Linked DNA regions of Homo sapiens: region 2 is linked to region 1. The links are chromatin contacts, found by Hi-C or POLR2A ChIA-PET in ENCODE. All regions are on one chromosome and are shown on one strand. Each heading gives the region's core, a stretch centred on a gene start or an enhancer-like site at or near the end of the contact. The rest is flanking DNA. Distances are from core to core; before and after follow the strand shown. Region 1 has its middle 110 kb from the start of NKX1-1. Region 2 has its middle 130 kb from the start of FAM53A.

What was found. Hi-C counts contacts between places; a loop is a spot of excess contacts on that map. ChIA-PET counts read pairs that join two places held with the same protein, here RNA polymerase II (POLR2A). Pooled maps may share reads with other maps.
Region 2: a map of CD8-positive, alpha-beta T cell shows a loop between it and region 1 (4-fold over the local background). The contact joins two enhancer-like sites. A Hi-C loop is called at or near these places in 1 of 168 maps with a recorded cell type or tissue (CD8-positive, alpha-beta T cell) and 5 of 50 pooled maps. POLR2A ChIA-PET finds 5 or more read pairs at or near these places in 2 of 52 experiments (HEK293 and activated CD4-positive, alpha-beta T cell).

The regions. Positions count from the first base shown.
Region 1 is chr4:1,511,614-1,516,787 of GRCh38, reverse strand. No RefSeq gene overlaps it. Among named protein-coding and RNA genes, the nearest start is that of NKX1-1, 110 kb to the right of the region's middle. RefSeq lists an enhancer at 4,083-4,733. Within about 2 kb of position 3,412, at least 3 of the 41 ENCODE cell types and tissues checked have a DNase peak (open chromatin) inside an H3K27ac peak, as active enhancers do.
Region 2 is chr4:1,547,172-1,551,962 of GRCh38, reverse strand. No RefSeq gene overlaps it. Among named protein-coding and RNA genes, the nearest start is that of FAM53A, 130 kb to the left of the region's middle. RefSeq lists silencers at 1-123, 2,840-2,959 and an enhancer at 2,219-3,075. Within about 2 kb of position 3,527, at least 13 of the 41 ENCODE cell types and tissues checked have a DNase peak (open chromatin) inside an H3K27ac peak, as active enhancers do.

The DNA of each region.
Region 1 (5,174 bases), core at 2,163-4,662:
GTAAGAAAGCCGGCTACTTAATCACGGAGACGAAGAGCCTCTGCGAGAGATTGTTCTGCTTAAAAAATGTGGTGGCGACTTGCAAATATGTTTTTAGAAGCAATTTTATTACAAACTGTCCCATCGGATAGCGCCTGGAAAGTTATGGGGAGCTGTGTTCATTCTTCAGACGCTGGGACAGCAGCGGGAGGTTGTTACAGGAGGATTTATTCCAGCAGAGCTGGGGAGGGGCCCAGGCCAGGTGTCGAGGGGACAGGCTCCATCTGGGTCTGTGTCCTTCCCAAGGGGCCAGGTAGAGGGTCCCTGCCAGCCCCTCCCCTACTCAGTGCCTGGCCCCTCTGCCTCCCTCCTTGCTGGTGCCCCAGTAGAGGGGCCCTGGGAGTGAGGAGCTGCCGTCTGGAGGGAATGCACAGATCGCAAAAGGCCGGAGGGAGGCCCAGGCTCAGGGACACGGCACCCACAGTCTGGCTGACGGAGAGACGTGAACACAGCCACAACTCACAGAACACTTCAGAGGGACTCAGGCCCCAGCAGGAAGAAGCAAATCACAAGAAGCCCCTGGTGTGGCCCAAGAATTTCTCTTTTTTCTAAGTCAGGTGTGAGACCTGGAGTCCACAGGGACTGTGTGGGGTCTCTGACCTCTTCCTCCTGGCTGGAGGGGGCTGAAGCCAGAAGACACTCTCTGCTCCTTCTGCATTCTCCTCATCACAGTGTCTGCCTGGCAGCTCTGAGATGGCCCCAGGGATGCACACCCCTACGGAGTCCCCTCCCCTGGAGCGGGGCTGCGCCTAGCAATGCTTCTGGGTGATGTGGCAGGTGGGGAGGCAGCTCCTCTGAGAGGAGGCTGTAGAAAAGAGCATGCCTCTGTCTTGGGTGCTGGCTGGATTTCTCCCTCGCCTTCCTCCCCTCCCTGACCCTATCTCTCTCTCATCACTTCCCCTTGGGGGAAGCCAGTGGCTGGAGTGAGTCCACTCAGACAGCCTATGGAGAAGCCCATAGAGGCAGGAAACCGACATCCCTGGGGTATAGGCAGTGAACGTCGGTGGCTTGCCAACAGCCTCGGGATGTTCTTGGGAATGAATCTACCACCAGTCAGGCTTTGAGATGCCTACAACCATGGCTGACAACTTGACTGCAGTTTCACCAGAGACCTTGAGCCAGAACTACACAGTTAGGCTGCTCTCAAGTTTCCGAGGGTCCCTCAGTAACCGCGCAGGATAATAAATATTTGTGATTTTTAGTTACTATGTTTTCAGGCAATTTGTTATACAGCAATAGATAAGTAATACAACTAACCACCATAATCATCATGACCATCATCACCATCACCATCATCACCACCATCACAACCATCACCATCACAATCATCACCATCACTATCACAGTCATCACCATCATCACCATCACCATCACAATCATCACCATCACCACCATCACAATCATCATCATCATCACCATCACAATCATCACCATCATCACCATCACAGTCATCACCATCATCACCACCATCACCACTGTCATTATTATCACCAGCACCATCATCTCCACCACCACCACCACCATCACAATCACCACCATTGTCACCACCATCACCACTGTCATTATTACCATCACCATCACCATCATCTCCACCATCACCATCATCACCATCACCACCACCACCATCCATCACCATCATCACCGCCATCACCATCATCTCCACCACCATGATCGTCACTACCATCAATATCACATCATCACATCAGTATAATCATCACCGTCATCACCACCATCACCAGTGTCATCTTTGTCACCATCACCATCAATAACATCACCGCCATCACCATCACCATCATATCTCCACCACCACCATCACTATCACCACCATCACTATCACCATCATCACCATCACCAATACCATCACCATCATCACTGTCACTATCATCATCACCATCATCATCACCACCACCATCGTCACTACCACTATCATCCCCATCACCACCATCACCATCTCCACCATCACCATTGTTACCATCATCACCACCACCATCGTCATCACTATTACCACCATCACCACTATCATCACCATCACCATCATTGTCATCACCACCACCATCACCACTACCTTTATCATCACCACCATCACCATCACCATCACCATGACTACCATTACCATCATCACCACCATCACCACCACCATCATGACCACTACCACCACCATCACCTCAGTGTCACCACCATCACCATCATCACCATCACCACTATCACCACCAACCACCACCACCATCACTACCATCACTACCACCATCATTACCAACATCACCTCCATCATCATTGTCACTATCACTATCATCACCACCATAACCGTCATGACCATTACCATATCACCATCATCACCATCACCACCATCACCATCATGACCATCACCATCAACTGCCATCACCATCAACCACCATCACCATCATCACTACCATCACTACCACCATCATTACCAACGTCACCTCCATCATCATTGTCACTATCACCATCATCACCACCATAACCATCATGACCATTACCATATCACCATCATCACCATCACCACCATCACCATCATGACCATCACCATCAGCCATAACCATCATCACCATCACCATCATCATCAACCATCATCATCACCACCAGCATCACCATCATCACCATCACCACCACCATCATCCTCATCACCTCCACCATAGCCATTGCCATAATCATCATCTCCTTTCTTCCTGGTCCACAGCTCTTTTCACATCTGGTCTCTTAATAATCAGAACAGTCATGCAAGAGGAGGAAACTGGGACTCAGAGCTGGAGCAACTTCCTTACGGCCACCCAGCAGACATGGCAAAAACCGAGCTGAGGCCAAGTCTGTCGAACTCCAGCTGCTCCAAGGCTCAGGACAGGCGTGTGCTGGCCCATGTTCCCTGGAGGGCTCTTTAGTCCAAGATGGAAGAGTATGGCCACCCAGCTGGGACCAGCAAAGAGAGGTAGGAAGGGTGGGGTGATGAGGGAAGAGCTTCCTCCCAGCCTCACCCTTGAGCCTCAAGGACTGCTTTCCAGAGACCCGGCTCAGGCAGCCCTCACTCCCCAGACCCCCTCCATGTTCTGGTCCTATAAAGAAGGCCGGGCTCAGGCAGCCCTCACTCCTCAGTCCCCCTCGCTGTTCTGGTCCTATAAAGAAGGCCGGAAGCCCGGGCCCTGCCGGGGTCAGCAGGGGTGCCTGTGTGGGCAGCCTGGGGTGTGGGGAGCCAGACCATTTGTGAGTGTCCAGGCTGAACATGACGTTCAGTGTCCAGAGAGGCTGCAGGCGACGGCGCCATGATGGGAGAAGAGGCTGGCGGGCAGGGACTTGGAGGGCGGGGACCTCCAGGCGGGCTGCGGCAGCGGGAAGGGGCCCCAGCGGCTCCGGCGCCGCGCACGGGAGGGGAGGGCCCGCCGCCAGGTGGCGCCTCGCCCTGCTCCACCGATGTGGCCGCGGCTCCCAGCTCCCGGCGGCCCGGCCCCGCCGCCTCCCCACGGCCGCACCTTGCACCGGCACCGCGGATGGGCCCAGTTTCTACGGCAGCGGCGGTCGGCAGTCGGGCTGGGGCTGCCAGCGCGGGCCGCACCCTAGGGCGCACCCCGCTCATGCGCTCCACAGCGCCGCGTGCCCTGCGGCCGTGCTGGGACCCTCCTGGGGCGGTGCTGGGACCCTCCTGGGCGGTGCTGGGACCCTCCTGGGCGGTGCTGGGACCCTCCTGGGCGGTGCTGGGCGGGTCGGGGGGAGGGGGTGCGGGGGCCGGGCTGGGGCCGTGCTGGGCTATGCTGGGGCCGTCCTGGAGCTGTCCTGGGGCCCTGCTGGGCGGCGTTGGGCTGTCCTGGGCTATGCAGGGGACGTCCTGGGGCGGTGCAGGAGCCGTGCTGGGGCCGGGGCTGGACCCGTGCTGGGCTGTCCAAGGCTCGGGGACTGCCCGCACTGGCGCTGCCCCAGGGACCTGGTCCCTGACCCCTGGCTTCCCCGCTGAAGCCCGCCTGGCAGGCCTGTCGCCCCCACGGACATCGGCCCGGACCTGTGGCGCGCTCGGTCCCCATCAGGCCTGACAGTGTGGCCCTTTACCCAGGGCCGCTAATTGATAACACTTAATTAATCTGCCCAGGAGAGAGATCAAATGGGGCTGGGTCCCGGCGGCCGTGTATTGACCCGGTTATTTCAATTAACCGCGGGGCCAGGGACTGCTCTGCTGAGCCCACCCCAGCTGCCCCCGGCCCGATCCCCGATCTGTCTGCGGCCCAGGCCCCACCCCGGCGCCCCGCTCGGGGTCCATGGCCGGCAGCTCCAGGACCGCAAGGCTGCGCCTAAAGGAGCTGCTGCTTGCAATTAACTGCTTTATTTAGGGCATTTTTTTTTTCTTCAAACAGCAATTAGATTTCTGTAGGCTTTGGAGAAAGCAAATGACCAGCAGCAAGACACCTTATAAATCAGGCCCTGAGGGTGGGCGAAGCCCCACTTTGGCAGGTGGCTGGCTGCCCTGCAGGGGCGTGGATGGGAGGGCTGCGCCCAGAACTCCCTCGGGGCCTGTGTGGGCTGGAGCCACGGTCTCTGCCCTGGAAAGGAGAGTTTCGGGAGGCCTTGGGTGCTGGCACCCTATTAAATTGCAAAGCACCCACCCTCCCCTGTCCCGCTACCCTGCCCTTCCTCCCTCATTCCCTCTCACCTCCCCCATCCACCCCCCACCCTTCCTCTCCTCCCTCTCTCCTTCGCCTTCCCTCTCCTCCCCTACTCCCTTCCTCCCTATGCCCGCTCTGTTCCTCCTCCCTATGGAGCTATGATTGGACAGCCTAGGCCATGTGCCCATGTGTGGACCAATTACTATAGTTAGACAGATGGGGCACCATGATTGGACAGCCTAGGCCATGTGTCTGTCCCTGGACCAATCACTGTGGTTAGACATATGGAGCACTATGATTGGATGGCCTGGGCCATGTGCCCACTCCTGGACCAATCACTGTGGTCGTAAAGATGGGGTACTGTGATTGGACAGCTTAGGCCATGTGCCTGGCCCTAGACCAATCCCTGCGGTGGGAGAGATGGGGCACTGTGATTGGCGGCCCTCCTGACGGGGCTGGGGGACCGCTCTGGGGCGGGAGCCACAGCATCCAATGGGGCAGGGGTCGAGGCCGCCCCAGCTGCCTTGATGG
Region 2 (4,791 bases), core at 2,278-4,777, 35 kb before region 1:
GGTGTCTGTTGGGTTGGCTGAGACCCTCTGTCTGGGGGTGTCTCTGAGGTGAGTTTGGGACCCTCTGTCTGGGGGTGTCTCTGAGGTGAGTTTGGGACCCTCTGTCTGGGGGTGTCTTAGGTGAGTCTGGGACCCTCTGTCTGGGGGTATTTCTCAGGTGAGTCTGGGACCCTCTGTCTGGGGGTGTCTTAGCTGAGTCTGGGACCCTCTGTCTGGGGGTGTCTCTGAGGTGAGCTTGGGACCCTCTGTCTGGGGGTGTCTTAGGTGAGTCTGGGACCCTCTGTCTGGGGGTTCTTAGGTGAGTCTGGGACCTTCTGTCTGGGGGTATCTGTTGGGTTGGCTGGGCCTCCTCTGTCCTCAGGAGGCAACCTTGTCTTGCTCGCTGAGCCTGGCTGCCTCTTGAGTCCTGGAACCCGCTTGGCTGCTCCAGGCACGTGCTGGCCTCATGGGCACCAACCCACATGCAGGGACACAGGCTCCTGTGTGCTCTGCTCAGATGCAGCTCCACCTCCTGCCAGGTGCCACATGTGCCCCCCATGGAGTCATGCCCTGCTGCCCAGGCCCCACCTGACCACATCCAGCCTCCGTCAAGGCCTGGTCCCCATCCCTGGAAAGGCCAGACACTGGGCCGTGACACCCCCTTCCCACCTCCCACCTGCCCACCGGACTCTTTACTGAGTCTGCCCTGGCCTGGGGCCTGAGCACCTGTGGGCTGGGCATGGCCAGGTGGAGTGGACCCTGGGGACCCTAAGAAGCTCCTCCCAGCCTTGAGCGTCCACCCCAGCCATGCCCCTGGGGCTCCTAAATCCCCATGGCCCTTAGACACACTGAGGGGGAATGGTGGGTCCAAGGACAGCTCCTTCCCCCTGGAGACGGGGTGGGGTCTAGGCCTGCTTCACCTCTGGTCCCCTACCCCAGCCTCAGTTTCCCTCTAGCGCCAGGGGCTGGGGCTACACCTCACTCCTGTGGCCGCTGGATTGGTGGTCTGAATGCCAAGCTGGGGCAGACGGGAGCTTGGCCTGACTCCAGGCCCTGCACTGGCCATGGCGCCGTGAGTGGGTGGCCCCCTCAACTGTTGGGGGGGTGGCCCTGCCTCTGGGGACACCAGCCCCCTCTCCCCAGCCTGTACTATCATCTGTTCTTCACGGTTCCTCTGTCTTCCCACCACCTTTGGCCGGGTTCGGAGCCCTCCTGGTGTGCTGGGCCCCGGGGCTGTCCTGCCCAGGCAGTGAGTGTCATTTAGGGGGGCAGGCTGGGGTGGGCAGTGGTGCTGGGTGCCGAAGAAGGCCTGTCTCTCTAGGTGAGGCCTCTCTCTAGGAGTGCTGGGCCGGGTGCAGGGCCAGCAACTCAGGCGTGCACAGCCCTGACCGTTATCCGATGCCTCTTCACACACAGTTGCACAGACGACAGTTTAATGGCGCTTTGTAATGGGAGCTCCTCTGTATCTCTATCCCATGAAAATGGCTAACGGTGATAAGGGAAGGAAGAAATGAAGAGTCTGCAAGGCCCCTGCCCACCTGCTCCTGAGAACACGCTCGCCACCTGCGGGCATCGCCTTTGCTCCCTGTAGCCTCCAGGAGATCTCTGACCCACCAGGGGCAGGGGAGGGCATTGGTGGGGGGCTGGGGGCATACAAGGGGAGGCCGGGGCTGGGCCCAGGGGTGGCCGCCGGCCCCTTCTTCTGTTTCTGGGGTGGGAGGGCTTTGGCAGGGCCCTTTTGGGGTGTGTGGCCCGACCCAGCCTGGGTGGTGCAGCCCTGAGGGCCCGGGCAGTGCAGGGAGAGCCCAGGTCTGCAGCCCTTGAGCAGCAGGTTTCATCATTCATTCATCCATTTAGTGGCTGTTTCCTGAAAAACCTCTGGGACTGCGCCCCAAACCTCCCGAGTCTTAGAGAGTCATGCAGCCGGAGAGTGGCTGCTCCTAGGGCGGGAGTTCAGGGGAGGTGCAGTCAGCTCAGAGTCACCACTGGGCAGTGCAGTCTGGGGAGACTTCCTGGAGGAGGTGGCATTGTCACCGTGCCCCGAAGCATTTGAGCCCCTGGACTCGGGACCCCTCGCTGCCCAGGGGCATTGCCGGCCATCACTCTTCTCCCCGACAGTTTGTGCTGTCCCAGAAGAGCACAGCTGCTGAAATGTGCTCCCCATCTCCCCTGACAAGCTCCACCATCTTGCCCCATCCTCCCCTGCCAGCCCCTCGGGGGCGTGTGGGACAGGACACCCAAGTCCCGCTCCTTCTTGCCCTCAGCATCCCCTCTCAGCTTGTGCACACTAGAGGCTGGATCTGGAGGATGGGGCAGAGAGGCCTCCGGGTCCTGTTGTGGGGACGGCTGGCACCGGCCTTCGGCCTTCAGTGGGTGGTCCCACTGAAGCACGGCCTTCTCTGGCCCCATGCCTGACTGTGAATGGGTGAGGCTCTGAGGACCACAGAGACCTGTCCCTCAGGCCCTGCCCATCCCTCCTGCCTGGGGCTCTGGGGCTGGGTCAGTGAGAGCAGATCAGGCAGTATCTGGGGAGTCCCAGCTCTGCCCTCAACTTGCCCTGAGGTGACAAAGCCTCGACTGAAGGCGAGTGGGACCCACTGGGTCTGCAGTAGGGAAGGTCCAGGCCCGACCACACCTGGGGGCTGTCCCGGCTCTGGCCTTGGCCCAGGCCCCCCCCACCACCCCGACCAAGCTGGCCTTCCTGCCTGCACCCATCTGGGTCTTCTGTGCCCCTGAGCTGGGGCAGTGCCCCCGCCAGCATCCCAAGAACAGGAACGGGCCGCAGAGGACCAGATGTGACTGCACAGGGGCCTGGACGCCAGCTTCTTCCCTCCCGCCTGCTTTCTCACCTGGAACCGTGGCCATCTCAGAGGAAACCCGCCTGTCTCGGGATTTTCTCACCCGCAGAGCGGGGAGGGCCCTCTGGGCTGCCTGCAGTGCACCGTGTGTCCAGCAGGGGGCAAGCGCCCGGCCCCGGAGCCGCAGCAGGGTCCGCTTGGGGCCGCACAGGGTCCTCGCCCGACCTGTGTCTGAACACGCAGGAGCGGCCGGGCCAGGCAGTCCCAGCGCATTTTAATAGTGGAATGTAATTCCTGGGCGGCAGAAAAATGAAAGTGAGAAGTCTATGAATTATTGCAAATGCTCTCGATCTGCTGGGCCGTGCAGCGGGGCCCTGGGCTGCAAAGCCTTTTTTTCTCATGTTTAAGTTGGCGTGGAAGATGAAATAGTCACAGAGACGCAGTGGCCCCTCAAAGCTGTTATTGCCAGCTGTGTGTCTCCTGTAAACACTTTTCTGATTTATAACCTCACTCTGCTTTATAAATGGAAAAACCAGAAACGCCTTCAGGAGCAGCCTTTCACCGCCCAAGAGGCCTCTGCGTCCACACGTGGCCGCGGGGGCAGGGTGCCGAGGCTTCTGGTCAGCCTTCCTTCCCAGGGCCAAGGCCTCCACCTAGGCCTGGCGCGAATGTGGGTCCCGGAAGGGTGACCCACGGTGCCTGTTTGCCTGGGACGGACGGGGTTTCCGGAACTCGGGGAATTCGATGCAAACCTGGCAGGTTCCCGGCAAGCTGCTTCCCTGGACTCTGGCGGTTCTTCTTTTGGTCGACAGATGCTGTGGACGGGTTTTCTGTTTGTTTTGGAAGGAGAGGGGGTACTCAGACATCCGGCGATTGTCTTTGCTGGCCTGTGTCCGAGAGGGGAAGCTGATGCCTGTGGCTGGAGGACCTCGTGTCGTACCTAGAGTCCCCTCAGGACGGCCGACTGCCAGCCATGGGCCACCCGGGAGCTCACCCCACAGCCCCACCTCGGTGCCCACACCTGGGCCAGGTGGCCATGGGGTCCCCAAGCCTCGTGCAGATGAGGGAAGGGACTCGCTGCAGCCTCCATGCTGGCGTCTGGCCTCAGAAAGAGGGCTCAGGAAACGTTGGCCACTGACTCCTGATATCACAGTAACCCAGGGCGGCTGGGATGCTGTCCTGCTCAATGGGGAACTGAGTCACTTGTCCCAAGTCCTGCAGTGACCCAGAACCGTGCAGGTCCAACCCGGAGCAGCAGAGCCCTTGGAGCAGGCGGTGTGGATGGCAGCCCCATCACAGCCAGGATGCGGGGTCAGCTGGGGTGTGGGTTGTCAGTCTCCTGGAGTTGTCTGGGGTGTGGGTTGTCAGCATACTGGGGTTGCCTAGGGTTATTTGGGGAGTGGGTTGTCAGTGTCCCGGGGTTGTCTGGGATTGTCTGGGGTGTGGGTTGTCAGTGTCCCAGGGTTATTTCGGGTGTGGGTGTGGGTTTTCAGTGCCTCGGGGTTGTCTAGGGTGTGGACTGTCGATGTCCCGGGGTCGTCTGGGGTGTGGGATGTGGGTTGTGGCCTGGGGTTACCTGGGGCGATGCCTCCCCTCTCCGGGGCAGGTCTTCGTAACATCAGGAATTTGCAGGCACATGTGTCTGGGTGTTGGGAAGCAAACAGTCTGTGCTGGATTTGCTGTGTGGATTCTTGAATTATCTGGAGAATACAAGCTTCTTGATGAAAAGTGTGATTTTGTGTTATGAACCGGAGAGTCATGGGCTATCAGGCCGGGGGCTGGGTAATGTCCTGAATGGCAGGCGCTGTCGTTTCCAGGAAAGACGATGGTGTGAACGTGCCATTCACCCTTTAGAGCCCGAGGCTCAGGGCCCACACTGAGGCCCTGCACTGCTTCTAAGTCTGCCCAGGATCAAGAGCCCTTGGGCAGGGGGTGTGGGTCCCTGGAGACAAGTTTATCAGTAAAGCAGGAGACCTTGACCGCCAGCTGAGAGCCTGGGGCGGGTCTGGCTGTC